Linked DNA regions of Homo sapiens: region 1 is linked to region 2. Evidence: read pairs that join two places in POLR2A ChIA-PET (ENCODE). Cell type or tissue: MCF 10A. All regions are shown on one strand. Links, peaks and the distances in the headings refer to the core of each region. The heading gives the core; the rest is flanking DNA.

Region 1 (7,297 bases), core at 830-5,829, 65 kb before region 2:
CCGCGGCTGGGGAGCGCTGGGCTTGACAGGCAGATGCAGGACAAAGACAACTGCAGCCTTGGCTTCAAACAGTTGCTCATACAGTGTCTTGGGTGGTGGTGGGAGGGACGGGGAAATCATTGAGTTGATTTTAGGTGCTTTGCCTTGACATATGGAGTTTTTCCTCCACCTTAGAGATCCAGAGAGTTTTAGAGACGAAGACTAAGGACCTTTTCTTTCCCTTCCATCAGGGCGGATCAGTGGATTTCAAACTGTGCTCAGCTACTCTGAGGTCATTCAGCAGTGCCAATGGAAAGATTAGAATCTCATTACAATTATATTTAATTTTTTTTCTTTTTTCTTTTCTTTTTTTTTTTTTTTGTCTGAGACAGGGTCTCACTCTGTCAGCCAGGCTGGAGTGCAGTGGCATGATCTTGGCTCATTGCAGCCTTGACCTCCCCTAGGTCCCATCTCAGCCTCCAGAGTAGCTGAGACTATGGGCGCATGCCACCATGCCCAGCTAATTTTTTTTGTATTTTTTTATTCCTTAAATATGGGCTTTTGCCATGTTATTCAGGCTGCTCTCAAACTCCTGGGCTCAAGCAATCCTCCTGCCTCGGCCTCCCAAAGTGCTGAGATTACAGACGTGAGCCACCACGTCTGGCCCTATTTAAATACGTTTTAAAACAGCTATTAAAACGTTTAGGGGACAGGTTTGGTGGCTCACACCTGTAATCCCAGCACTTTGGCAGGCTGAGGCGGGAGGATAGCTTGAGTTCAAGACCAGCCTGGGCAACATAGCGAGACCTTGTCTCTACAAAAAAAATTGAAAAATTAGCCAAGTATGGTGCCATGTGCCTATAGTCTTAGCTACTTGGGAGGCTGAGGTGGGAGGATCACTTGAGCCCAGGAGTTCGGGGTTTTAATACACTGTGATCGTACCTGTGAATAGCCACTGCACTCTATCCAACCTGGGTGTCATAGCAAGACTCTGTCTCTAAAAATGTATATGAAAAAGTTTAGTCCATAACAATATAAATGCGTTAAATACTTACTTTTATCATGTCAAGACCTTGGTGATCTAAGTTGCATCACCAGGTAAACTAATTTCTTAAGAGGGCAGCCAATTTTTTTTTTATTAATAGATTTTATATTTTAGAAAAATTTTAGGCCGGGCACGGTGGCTCACACCTGTAATCTCAGCACTTTGGGAGGCTGGGGCGGGTGGATCACGAGGTCAGGAGATCAAGACCATCCTGGCTAACACGGTGAAACCCCGTCTCTACTAAAAATACAAAAAATTAGCCAGGCATGATGGCACACGCTTGTAATTCCAGCTACTCAGGAGGCTGAGGCAGGAGAATCGCTTGAACCAGGGAGGTGGAGGGTGCAGTGAGCCTAAATCATGCCACTGCACTCTAGCCTGGGTGACAGAGCGAGACTCCATCTCAAAAAAAAAAAAAAGAAAAAAAGAAAAAAGGAAAGAAAAATTGTAGATTTGCAGAAACATTGAGCAAATTATATAGAGTTCCCATGTTACCTTCTCCTTTCCAGCAGCCAATTTCTCCTATTATTAACATCTTAAATTGATAGTGTACATTTGTCACAATTGATAGACCAGGTTGACACATTATTAACTAAAGTCCATAATTTATTCATATTTCCTTAGTTTTTACCTAAAGGCCTTTTTCTGTCCCCAGATCCTGTTTAAGATAATACCTTACATTTTGCTGTCGTATCTCCTTAGGCTTCTCTTGGTTGTGACAATTTTTCAGACTTTCCTTGTTTTTGATGACCTTCTGAGTTTTGAAGAGTACTAGCAGAGAATTTTGTAGGATGGCCCTCTAGTGAGATTTATCTAATGGTTTTCTCACAAGTAGACTGGAGTTAAGAGACTTGGGAAGGAAGATCACAGAGATAAAGGTGTCACTTTCATGATATCATATCAAGGGTATGTACTATCAACATGATTTATGAGTGCTGATGTTGACCTTGATCACCTAGCTGAAATAGTGTTTGTTTTTATTCTTTCTTTCTTTTTTTTTTTTGAGATGGAGTCTCACTCTTATCACCCAGGCTGGAGTACAATGGCACAATCTCAGCTCACTGCAACCTCCGCCTCCCTGGTTCAAGCAATTCTCCTGCCTCAGCCTCCCAGGTAGCTGGGATTACAGGCACCTGCCACCCCACCTGGCTAATTTTTGTATTTTTAGTAGAGATGGGGGTTTCACCATGTTGGCCAGGCTGGTCTTGAACTCCTGACCTCAATGATCCGCCCACCTTGGCCTCCCAAAGTGCTGGGATTACAGGTGTGAGCCACTGCACCCAGCCTGGTGGTTTATGGATCATTTATTCTTTTCTAAATTAAAAAGTATGTAAGTACGGATTCACAGATATTTTTCTACACTTTGGGTTGTAATCCAATACTACTTTATTTTGTTGGTGACATTGTTCCAACTTTGGCCACTGGGACACAGTTGACTCCTGTGCCTCTCTGACATACCCCCATCTGTGTAGTATTTTTTTAGACGGAGTTTCACTCTTGTTGCCCAGGCTGGAGTGCAATGGCGTGATTTTGGCTCACCACAACCTCCGCCTCCCAGGTTCAAGCAAGTCTCCTGCCTCAGCTTCCCAAGTAGCCGGGATTACAGGCACGTGCCACCATGCCCGGCTAATTTTGTATTTTTAGTAGAGACAGGGTTTCTCCATGTTGGTCAGGCTGGTCCCGAATTCCCAACCTCAGGTGATCTGCCCGCCTCAGCCTCCCAAAGTGCTGGGATTACAGGCGTGAGCCACCGCGCCCGGCAGTAATTTTTTCTAAACTCAATTTTGTGCAGACTTTGGCACAAGCTCCTCCCAGCATCTCTAAGCCCAGCTGGCACCGAGATGGGTGTGTCAAGCGGATGTTGCAGTGTTGTGCCAGCCTGGGCACGTCTGCTTGTGAAGAGCAAAGCAATGAAGAGCCGAGAGCTTCCTGCAGTTGGGTGTACCAGGCTCCATAAACCACCAGGCCTATAACAGGGAACACCACCGGCAGAGTGATGAAATTGTCTTGTTTGTTTAATATTTGTCATAAGTTTCAGTTGTTTATTGCCTGATTTTTATGTTTATGATGACGAAAAGCAGTTGTTCGATATTTTGATAATTACTCCGTTTTTTTTTTTTTTTTTTTTTGAGACAGAGTCTCGCTCTGTCACCCAGGCTGGAGTGCAGTGGCATGATCTGGGCTCACTGCAAGCTCCGCCTCCGGGGTTCATGCCATTCTCCTGCCTCAGCCTCCTGAGTAGCTGGGACTACAGGCGTCTGCCACTGTGCCCGGCTAATTTTTTGTATTTTTAGTAGAGACGGAGTTTCACCGTGGTCTCGATCTCCTGACCTCATGATCTGCCCGCCTCCGCCTCCCAAAGTGCTGGGATTACAGGCGTAAGCCACCGCGCCCGGCCTCAACTTTGAAACAAATACTTCTACTACTTCTCTTTCTAGCTTCTAGATTGGTTTTTTTTTTTTTTTTTTTTTGAGACGGAGTCTCACTCTGTTGCCAGACTGGAGTGTAGTGGCGCGGTCTCGGCTCACTGCAACCTCCGCCTCCTGGGTTCAAGCGATTCTCCTGCCTCAGTCTCCCAAGTAGCTGGGATTACAGGCATGCGCGACCACACCTGGCTGATTTTTTTGTATTTTTAGTAGAGATGGGGTTTCACCATGTTGGCCAGGCTGGTCTTGAACTCCTGACCTTGTGATCCGCCTGCCTCGGCCTCCCAAAGTGCTGGGATTACAGGCATGAGCCACTGCGCCCGGCCTCTAGATTGGTTTAATCGAAGACATTCTAATCTCAAAAGATAATCTGAAAAAAAATCCTTTAGCAGGAGTTAAGAGCACAAATCCTGGATTGGGACTGCCTAGATTTAAGTCCTTGACCTCGGACAAATCACTCCTCTGTCCTTCAGTTTTCTCATTTACGAAAGGGGGATGTTAATGATAGACTCCCTTCAAAAGGTTTGTTAAGTGAATTAATAAATGCAAAGTGGTTAAGACAGGGCCTGGCATATAGTGAGTGCTATGTAATAGTTTTTTTGTGGCTGTCATTGTTGTGTCTCGCTTTGTCACTCAGGTTAGAGTGCAGTGGTGCGATCATGGCTCACTACAGTCTCAACTTCCTGGGCTCAAGCAATCCTCCCACCTCAGTCTCCCAAGTAGCTGGAACTACAGACCCGCACCACCATGCCTGGCTATTTTTTAAATTTTTTTTGTAGGGATGGGGTCTCACTATGTTGCACAGGCTGGTCTTGAACTCCTGGGTTCAAGTGATCCTCCTGCCCTAGCCTCCCAAAGTGCTGGGATGACAGGCAGGAGGCACCGTGCCCAGCCAGTAATAGTTGTTATCATTATTATTTATAACCATCCATCTGTATGATTAGAATTTTCTCAGAACCGTGTGTACCAAAGCAAAATACAAAAATAAGTTGGATGCGGAGACTGAAATAAGACTGTGAATTGGTCAGAACTCTGACTTAAAAATGCAACAGAAACTGGCTCTGGATAATTTAAAACAGAAGAGGGATTTTTGGGAAGGATGCTGGGCAGCCCACAGAGTCTCTGGGAAGGCTGAAGAGCCAGGTTCAGGGCATGAATGAGAACAAACGGTGCCAGACAGCAGCCAGGAGCATGGCCAGAACTGTGGTGCACAAGCTATCCAGAGAGTCCTGCTCTGTTCTCAGAGCCCTGGGCAGCTGTGCCACAACCATGGCTGGGGTCTGAACCATGACCCTGCTGCTGTTGCCCTGGAATCTAGACAAGGCTGCAGTAGCCATGGCCACTTCCACCAGAAAAGGTTCTGTGTTGGGCTCTGGCTTGGTCCAGGCTCCTCAGTCCATGGCACCTGATGGGCCCAGCCCAGATCACATGACTAAACCCTGCAGCTAAAGGAGGCTGAGAAGCATCTGGCATTTTCAGCCTCTATGTTGACGGCTAAGCAACAGGCTCCAGCTTCCACGAAGACTCCTAAGATGGCATCTTCCACAAACCTGGGAAGGGACTCCAAAACTGAGTAGCCAAAAAGTAACAAACATTACTCATCACCCTGCTTTTAAATTTTGTTCCATAATATTGGCATCATTGATGGACTTTATTTTTTTATTTTTTATTTTATTTTATTTTTTTGAAACGGAGTTTCGCTCTTCACTCAGGCTGGAGTGCAGTGGCGTGATCTCGGCTCACTGAAACCTCTGCCTCCGGGGTTCAAAGGATTCTCCTGCCTCAGCCTCCCAAGTAGCTGGGATTACAGGCGCCCACAACTACGCCCAGCTAATTTTACAAAAAACTACCAAGTTTTAGTAGAGACAGGGTTTCACCATGTTGGCCAGACTGATCTCGAACTCCTGACCTCATGATTCACCCACTTCGGCTTCCCAAAGTGTTGGGATTACAGGTGTGAGCCTCCGTGCCTGGCCCATTGATGGACTTTATAACAAGCACTGGCCCAGTGCTCTGGTATCCCTTGTATTTTTCCTTTTTAAAAAAATAGAGATGGGATCTCTCTATGTTGCCCAAGCTGGAGCGCAGTGGTACGATCTTGGCTCACTGCAACCTCTCCCTCCTGGTTCAAGCAATTCTCCTGCCTCAGCCTCCTGAGTAGCTAGGATTACAGGCGTGCGCCACCACACCCAGCTAATTTTTGTATTTTTAGTAGAGATGGGTTTCGCCATGTTGGCCAAGCTGGTCTCGAACTCCTGACCTCAGGTGATCCTCTCTCCTCGACCTCCCAAAGTGCTAGGATTACAAGTGTGAGCCACCGCGCCCGGCCGTATTTTTCCTTTTTTTAAAGACTAGAGATGGAATCTCACTATGTTGCCCAAGCTGTACTGCAGCAGCTATTCACAGGCAGACCACAGCTCACTGCAAACTCAAACTCCTGAGCTCAAGTGATCCTCCCGCCTTAACCTCTCAAATAGATGGGACTACAGACGAACACCACCATGCCTAATTTTGTATTTTTTTTTTTAATGGAGTCTTGCCCTGTTGCCCAGGCTGGAGTACAGTGGTGCAATCTCAGGTCACTGCAACCTCTGCCTCCCGGGTTCAAATGATTCTCCTGCCTCAGCCTCCCGAGTAGCTGGGATTACAGGCACGTGCCACCAAGCCCAGCTAATTTTTGTATTTTTGGTAGTGATGGAGTTCCACCATGTTGGCCAGGCTGGTCTCGAACTCCTGATTTCAGGTGATCCTCCTGCCTCGGTCTCCCAAAGTGCTGGAATTACAGGCGTTAGCAACTACACCCAGCCTAATTTTGTATTTGTTAAATCAACAGATGCCAAAATGAACACTACTGTCATGTGGACTCTTTGAAATGTTTTGCTTTTAAAAATAAGTCTTCATGTTGGAAGGTTGCAAACCCTTAACATCGTCCCAACACTGCTTTCCAAAGTGGAGAAATGGAGGCCCGAGGGGTGAAGTGACTATGCAAGTCCACACAGTTGGTTTAGTAGCAGGACTGGGCCTCGTGTCGCAGTTCTCAATGTTGCCTCATTGCTGTGCTGCCAGCAGCCAGCTCAGGAACAGGCCCAGCCCTCCAGCCCCACAGCCACCTCCTTCTCAAAGCAGGTCTTGACAGGAACCCAAAGCTGCTCTGGAATACTGGCCTGTGGCTGCTGCTGCTGCTTTCCTCACCTTTATCTTCTGGGATGGGAAGTCCTGAGTGGCTTTCTCTCTGCCTTCTAGCTCCTCCCTGGAGACAGGAAGAAAAAAAAAAAGAACAAGGCTGACAACAACCCCTGCACTGGGAGCGCTCTCCTTCCTGATGGTGCTGGGCCTGGGAGGACCTCGCCTAATAGACTCTGACCTCTGCTAGGCTCCACTCAGCCTCCTCTCAGAGCTGCTCACCTCCTGCCCTCACCTTTGACTTGCTCCAGATCCTACAAACCAGAGTTCCTGGTCCTGCCTTCCTGCCCTAGTTCCCGGTCCCATGCTTTGGTTACATCCTGACATGGGCTGTGTGTGCCCAGCACCGGAACTGCCTGTCTCCTTGCCTGGCCAGCCCGATCTGGAGCCAGCCACTCCTCAGGAAGTTCCGGAAACAGGGCTCATACCCTACCTTCCCTGGCATCCTCAGCACCCCACAGGCCTGGCCCTGCAAACCCTCGTTGAAAGGAGGAATGACCTGTTCTGTGTGAGTGCTGCCCATGCCTCATCATGACAAATTAGAGCAAAGGGAGGTGGAGGTGCTGAGAGGGCATTTCTACCAAACTATGAGCGACTTCTCTTATACACTACCTGGGGGGATGTCTGTCTTGTGTTGAGACCAGTTATTTAGATCTGAAATCAA
Region 2 (7,297 bases), core at 1,401-6,400:
GATTTAGTGTGCCATATACAGTGTGTTATAGGGGCTTGTAGTTCAGCTCCTGTCTCAGCTCTGGGGTCAGGTTTCCCAGTGGAAGCAGTGTCTGCAACCTGAAGGATTAATAGGACCTGGCCTGATGAAAAGAGTGAGAAGGTGTCCTAGGAAGGGGTACAGCCTGGCCAAAGACCTGGAAGCAAAGCGAGAAGAACACGTTGGAGGCCCTGGCTCAAGCACAGACTGTCGAGAGAGGTGGCAGGAGCCAAGGTCTGCAGGGACTTGTGGACAGGGCAGGGAGTTTAGACTTTGTCCTAAGACAGCTCAGAGAACTGACTCGCCTGGAGACTCAGTTTGGGCCTGTCTTGCCCTTGGGTGACAGACCCATGATCTTTGACTCCCCTCTTCCTAGTGCTGAGCTTGTGGGGCCTGCCCAGGCTATAAGAGTGGGAGCTTGGAGCATTAGCCTCCAAGGGCAGGGGGCCCTCGGGTCAGCTGTTATCCCCAGGTCAGAGCTGAGCCCCCGCAGCTGCTGAGATCAACTTGGCATCTCCTCCCTGGTCTGTGTGGCCTTGACTCACAATAGTCTTTTTTCTCAAATGGACACACTGATTGCCCCAAGCAGACTGGTGAGTGGCCCTGGTCCCACAGTGGCCACAGTCTGGCCCCTTGCCCTGTGGTGATGGCTCTCTGGCTTCTCCTGGGGTCAGCCAGCCAGTGTTGGGTGTGCAGCTGGGCTGCCGATGGCATTTGGGGAGCAGTGTGTGTTTGAGCTGACATCCCAGGAGAGCTGGTGTCACCATCAGCATTGAACACCCAAAGGCCTTTCCAGCACCTTCCCCTCATGTGTCTGCAAAACATATATGTGGGGTCAGCACTGTTTTTTATTTTTTTTTCCTGGTGCACACTGCTTTCTTCTATAGAGAGTAAGTGCTACTCACCATAGAACTTCCTGAAAGCCTGCTAGGTCCCAGGCCTTGGTCTTGATTGTTGCCTTGTCTTTGGCCCAGGGGTACCTGTGGGTCTGGTCAAGGATTGGTTGCTGCAGAGAGGAGCCTGGAGGAAGGGAAAAGTGAATAGAGCGTGACAGTCAAACAGACTGACAGGGCGGGTTGCCGTGTCTGGGGCCCCGTGGTGACTGTGGGTTTCCTTTTGCAGTGTTCCTGCATCCGTTGTCAGAGGCCCTGCAGCTGGTCCCAGGGCTGAGCTGCTGGCAGGAGTTCCTCATGACATCCTCTTCCCTGCAATCTCAGGGACTAGGCCCACAGGTCAGCAGCCTTTGGAGGTGTCGTCCTTCCTCTTCCTCACTGTGAGGAAGGGCAGTTTGATTTCCATCTGAGGGACAGGGCAGCGGGGGTGGGGTAGAAGAAATGAGAGGAAGTGGCGCAGTCCTGACCCCGAGTTGCAGGCTGGGAGAAGCCCATGGGGTCTGAGAGCTGGAGGCACCACCAGCAGCAACTGAGCCCGGGGTGGGGTTGCAGGAGCTGGAGAGTCCAGGCCTAGATCGGGGGCTAGAGTGGCCAGTGCAGGAGGAAGTGTTTCAGGCCTCCCTGCAGGTAGACCTCACACATCTGCTGACCCCTCTGTGGTGAGACCTTTTCCTGCTCTCCCTTCCTGGAAGGCCAAGGGTCTCAGCTGTATTTGGGGAGAATGGGAGAGAGTACCTGCCAAAGGTTCAGGCAGGGGTAAGGGGCTTCCCAGTGCCAATGAGAAGGGATATCTGATATCTGTGTCTAGAAAATCCTTGCTTGGAGGTGGTGTAGAGTGTGCTGTGGAAGGGAGGTGTATGAAGAGGGGTCTGGGGTCTTAGTGGCATATCTTGGGGATAAGGAAGAAGAGCTTGATCTTAGAGTCAGACAGATCTGGGTTCCAGTCTTGGCTCTGCAACATAATGACTGTGTGACCGTAGGCAACTTACTTAGCTCCTCTGAGCCTCATCTAGCTAACCTGTAAATAGAGGTTAAAATCGCAACTCCTGCCTTATAAGGCCATGGTGGGAATTTAAAGGATATAAAGCACGTAGGATCTGCCTGGCACGGGTGCACCATCACCATCATCATTACTCCTATGACTACTTAGTGCCCTGCTGCCTAGGTGTGCCTCTTCACCCTTCCTCCCAGGCTGCCAGTATCTTCCACTCTTCTCCCCACCCCCAGCCGATGACCTTTCTTCTCTGAGGGTCCCAGGCCTGACTGTCTGTGCCCCTGGCACCCTTAGCTCTTCGGTGAGGGTGACAGGGAGGCCTCTGCAGCAAGAAGTTTCTGGGGTGATTCAGCCTTCCCCAAACCAGGCCCCCTGATTTCTTCAAAGCAAGTCCCTGTCTGAGCTTCAGAGGCTGCTGTGGTATCCTGAATGATGGCCCTCCTTGATGTGCAGGGTGGGAGTGGGAGGCTTCCCAGCTGAGCTCAGCTCCTCCAGGGCTGACCATACAGCTGTGGGTAAGCCCCTGTAAGACCTGCATCTGGCCTCTGGCCCCTGCCCTGGGCAGAAGCAGGCTTGTCCTGGAGCCGCAGGCCCCGCCTCATCTCCTTCTGAGCAGCCATCCCCATGGAGGGGGCGCACCCCTCCATCAGGTTCACACTGGCACGTGCATCCAGGCCCACCCGCCACGTGGACCTTCCCTTGCTCCAGGCCTCAAGCCCGTGCTGTGGCTCACAAGGAGACAGGGCTGTGATGAAGGGAGGCGTGAGTGTGTGTGAGCGCCCACTGGAGGGGCTCGCAGCCCCCTGGAGGCACGTGGGCTTGCCAGGCTGGCGCACATTCTTCCTTTCTCTGTCTTGCTTCTGCAGACACGCACTTCTAGTTCTGTGGGCTTGATGTTCCCTCGGAGAGGCGGAGCCAGACAGTCCCACCCTGCAGCTTCATGGGGGTGCCCAGGGTGATTTTCAGTGCAGGGTTTAGCTTTTGGGTTCCTGCTCTGAATTAGGTTGGCTGTCAGGGAATGCGGGTTTAAAAGCAAGAGAAAGGTTGTTTCTGCAGCCCGCAGCTCTGCACTTCTTGTCCAAATCCCCCCACTCCCCTCTTGCTGGGGGTGAGGGTGACTTGGATGCCCTCCTAGTCTCTGTGCCTCTCCCTCCCTCCAGCTTCATATATGAAAAGACAAAGGCTGCACACGAGGAGGGTCTCTTACTCTCTTCAAGGCCCAGGAGCTGAGGAAGGAAATGGAGGAGGAAATTACTCCCCTTCTGGGTGCTGGGTGAAAGTGAAAGATAGGGAGGGGGCCCTCAGTGAGTCACGCAGGCGGGCAGGAGGCAGGCAGGCTCCAGGAGCACAGGGGCTGGGGAGCTGCGGAAGCCTGCAGAGGAGCGATAGCCTGGGAGGGGCATTCCTGGTGCTGGGGGTGGGCCGAACTGCAAACTGGGTATAGTCGGGACCCTGTGCCCGCCCAGCCCTGCCCTCCGCTGCTGCTGGCTGGTTTCCTGGGAGCGGCTGGGGTTGCTAACAATGACCTGTAGCATCTAGGGCCTGAGATTTCCTCTTCAGAGCCGCCCGAGCTGTTTTCCCCTCTTCCTAGGGACCAGAATCTTACTGGGGAAAGAGGTGGGCTATGTAGCTCCCACCCCCACCAACTTCCCAGGAAAAAAACAAAACCCAAACATCACTCTGAGGGAAAGAAAAGTCTTGAAAAATACATGCAAGCAGCTATGCTATAAAATACAGGTCTAGATTCTGTTCTGTAGCGACTGCTTTAAAAAATCAAGTTACGAAACAAAAATGGAAAAACTGTGTACTTAAGTCATGACATTATCGTGGAGAAACCTTCTGGAACTGAGTTCTAGCAATCTGCACCCTCTACGATCTGAGTTACACTATTTGCCAGGGGCTCTTCGGCAGTGGAAGGGGCAGGGGTCAGGCAGGGGCGGGGTCAGCTGCTGACCAGCTCTTGGCCTGGATCCTGCCTCCACCCTGCCAGGGTTGCAAAACAGGTTCTGTGCTAGTTTGGGAAAGACTCTGGCAGCCACAGCCCCACCCAGCAGCTCTTCCCAGGGGTGGGGCTAGGACTGCACACACCCTTCTGGGGCCTTACCTGCAGGCCTTGGTGAGCCTGACCCTGGGCCCCTGACTCTACAAGGGTCTGTTGGAGCTCCTGACTCTGGGGCTGCACAGGAGGAGTGGCCACGTCGGGAATGACCCTGTCCTCTCCACTTCCCGAGCCTGAGATGTGCTTGGAGTGTCAGAGGAGGCACTGGCTGGACAAAGATCCTTCTGGGTCTGGTGGGAGGCTCCTGCATAGACAGATGTGTGCCAGGAGGACTAGGCCTGGCTGCCCAGGGGGCTAGGGCCTGGGTAAGAGGAGAGGGGAGCCAGTGTGGCTTTTGCTGCCTCTTTCTCAGCTGGGCTGGAGGGGCTTGGGCTGGATGTCAGCTCCACCTGTGCCTTAGAATGTGCCTATGCAGTGCACAAATAACACAGACAGATGCAGGCAGTCCTGGAGCGGAACCAGGAGGGTGAGGTGGTGGGACAAGAGAGTCACAGTGCCCTGGGAGATGCAGCTGATTCTCCTGCCCTCCTGGCAGCTCCCCAAAAGTCCTGGCTCCTGCCTCACCAATGCTGCTCTGTGACTTGGGGCCTGTCCCTGTGATATGAGGTGGTGGGACCGAAGGCCCTTGGAGCCCCTTTTCTTACACTTGTGCTGATGTTCGGGGCATCCTGGGAGGCTGTGGCTGACACTGTCACTGCTCTTCCCTCTGCAGGTGCCAGAACCCTGTGGAGCATCATGAACTGGGAAGAGTAGCTGAGCCCCAGAGCCTCTCTGGAAGAGAAAGGAAGAGCCAGCAGTTCTTTCTCCCAGTGTCCGACCTCACTGTCCAGCGTCTTCCTCTGCCCCTGCTCTGCCCTCCCTGGCTCCTGGACTAGAGCCCGGCTTCCAGCAGGACGTTTCCCCAGGGGATGGGCGACTGTTGAAGGGGATCTCACCGCCAGGGCTCAGTTGGCCACATCATGAACCTCCAGGCCCAGCCCAAGGCTCAGAACAAGCGGAAGCGTTGCCTCTTCGGGGGCCAGGAACCAGCTCCCAAGGAGCAGCCCCCTCCCCTGCAGCCCCCCCAGCAGTCCATCAGAGTGAAGGAGGAGCAGTACCTCGGGCACGAGGGTCCAGGAGGGGCAGTCTCCACCTCTCAGCCTGTGGAACTGCCCCCTCCTAGCAGCCTGGCCCTGCTGAACTCTGTGGTATATGGGCCTGAGCGGACCTCAGCAGCCATGCTGTCCCAGCAGGTGGCCTCAGTAAAGTGGCCCAACTCTGTGATGGCTCCAGGGCGGGGCCCGGAGCGTGGAGGAGGTGGGGGTGTCAGTGACAGCAGCTGGCAGCAGCAGCCAGGCCAGCCTCCACCCCATTCAACATGGAACTGCCACAGTCTGTCCCTCTACAGTGCAACCAAGGGGAGCCCGCATCCTGGAGTGGGAGTCCCGACTTACTATAACCACCCTGAGGCACTGAAGCGGGAGAAAGCGGGGGGCCCACAGCTGGACCGCTATGTGCGACCAATGATGCCACAGAAGGTGCAGCTGGAGGTAGGGCGGCCCCAGGCACCCCTGAATTCTTTCCACGCAGCCAAGAAACCCCCAAACCAGTCACTGCCCCTGCAACCCTTCCAGCTGGCATTCGGCCACCAGGTGAACCGGCAGGTCTTCCGGCAGGGCCCACCGCCCCCAAACCCGGTGGCTGCCTTCCCTCCACAGAAGCAGCAGCAGCAGCAGCAACCACAGCAGCAGCAGCAGCAGCAGCAGGCAGCCCTACCCCAGATGCCGCTCTTTGAGAACTTCTATTCCATGCCGCAGCAACCCTCGCAGCAACCCCAGGACTTTGGCCTGCAGCCAGCTGGGCCACTGGGACAGTCCCACCTGGCTCACCACAGCATGGCACCCTACCCCTTCCCCCCCAACCCAGATATGAACCCAGAACTGCGCAAGGCCCTTCTGCAGGACTCAGCCCCGCAGCCAGCGCTACCTCAGGTCCAGATCCCCTTCCCCCGCCGCTCCCGCCGCCTCTCTAAGGAGGGTATCCTGCCTCCCAGCGCCCTGGATGGGGCTGGCACCCAGCCTGGGCAGGAGGCCACTGGCAACCTGTTCCTACATCACTGGCCCCTGCAGCAGCCGCCACCTGGCTCCCTGGGGCAGCCCCATCCTGAAGCTCTGGGATTCCCGCTGGAGCTGAGGGAGTCGCAGCTACTGCCTGATGGGGAGAGACTAGCACCCAATGGCCGGGAGCGAGAGGCTCCTGCCATGGGCAGCGAGGAGGGCATGAGGGCAGTGAGCACAGGGGACTGTGGGCAGGTGCTACGGGGCGGAGTGATCCAGAGCACGCGACGGAGGCGCCGGGCATCCCAGGAGGCCAATTTGCTGACCCTGGCCCAGAAGGCTGTGGAGCTGGCCTCACTGCAGAATGCAAAGGTGAGAGTGGCATGCAGTGGAGCCACACCTGGCAGAGGGCATCAGGCTGATAGGTGGGCGGCTGCAGGATTTGCTTCTTGCCTAGGGAAAGCCAGACTTTGCCCTAGCCAGCTGCCTGTGGGAAAACAGTACAAAGACCACCCTTCACCTTGCCACAGGGTTCTTGCTTACTTTCTTTTGCAGAAATATTTTTTGAATAATTAGATACTATTTCAGATACAGATAGATACAGATCACCGGGTTCAAGTGATTCTCCAGCCTCAGCCTCCCCGAGTAGCTGGGATTACAGGCGCCTGCCACCATGCCTGGCTAATTTTTGTATTTTTAGTAGAGACAGGGTTTTACCATGTTGGTCAGGCTGGTCTCGAACTCCTGACCTCGTGATCTGCCTGCCTCAGCCCCCCAAAGTGCTAGGATTACAGGCGTGAGCCACCGTGTCCAGCCAGAAGCACTTTCTATAGAAGAGAACAGTGTGAGGCTAGGCGCAGTGGCTTATGCCTATAATCCCAGCACTTTGGGAGGCCAAGGTGGGTGGATCACTTGAGGTCAGGAGTTGGGAGACCAGCCTGGCCAACACAGCAAAACCCTATCTCTACCAAAAAACACAAAAATTAGCCAGGTGTGGTACTGCACGCCTGTAATCCCAGCTACTGGGGAGGCTGAGGTGGGAGAATCATTAGAACCTGGGAGGCAGAGGTTGCAGTGAACCAAGATTGTGCCACTGCACTACAACCTGGGTGACAGAGTGAGACCCCCTGTCTCCAAAAAAAAAAAAAAAAAAAAAAAGTGGTCGGAGAAAAGGTAGTCAGGGAAAAAGGTCAAGTTGTGAGACCACTGGGAGCCACTGTGGGTGTTTGAGTCCCGTGACTAAATGGGAATGAGGGTCCTAGATCAAATCAGAATTTATCTTTTATTTGTTTATTTA

The links. Peaks named below come from ENCODE experiments on the same cell type or tissue, not always from the same donor. Only the 100,000 strongest peaks of a DNase experiment are listed, where the experiment ranks them.
Region 1: POLR2A ChIA-PET joins it to region 2 with 10 read pairs; 19 of 35 experiments call an interaction of 5 or more read pairs at or near these places.

What each region holds. Positions count from the first base shown.
Region 1 is chr14:73,802,288-73,809,584 of GRCh38, reverse strand. It overlaps MIDEAS-AS1 (MIDEAS antisense RNA 1), which reads right to left. Exons shown (of 3, transcript NR_109995.1): 3 at 5,957-6,700. Among named protein-coding and RNA genes, the nearest start is that of MIDEAS-AS1, 19 kb to the right of the region's middle. In MCF 10A, for the core only: no CTCF peak of the experiment used is centred there; a DNase peak (open chromatin) is centred at 2,904.
Region 2 is chr14:73,737,635-73,744,931 of GRCh38, reverse strand. MIDEAS (mitotic deacetylase associated SANT domain protein) reads left to right here. Exons shown (of 13, transcript NM_001367710.1): 2 at 4,677-6,372. The coding sequence starts at 4,924. It overlaps LOC124903345 (a long non-coding RNA gene), which reads right to left. Exons shown (of 3, transcript XR_007064264.1): 2 at 924-1,038. Among named protein-coding and RNA genes, the nearest start is that of MIR4505, 17 kb to the left of the region's middle. RefSeq lists a silencer at 1,032-1,326, cis regulatory regions at 2,538, 2,528-2,549 and enhancers at 2,454-2,623, 3,617-4,130, 4,131-4,646, 5,161-5,676. In MCF 10A, for the core only: no CTCF peak of the experiment used is centred there; DNase peaks (open chromatin) are centred at 3,281 and 3,911.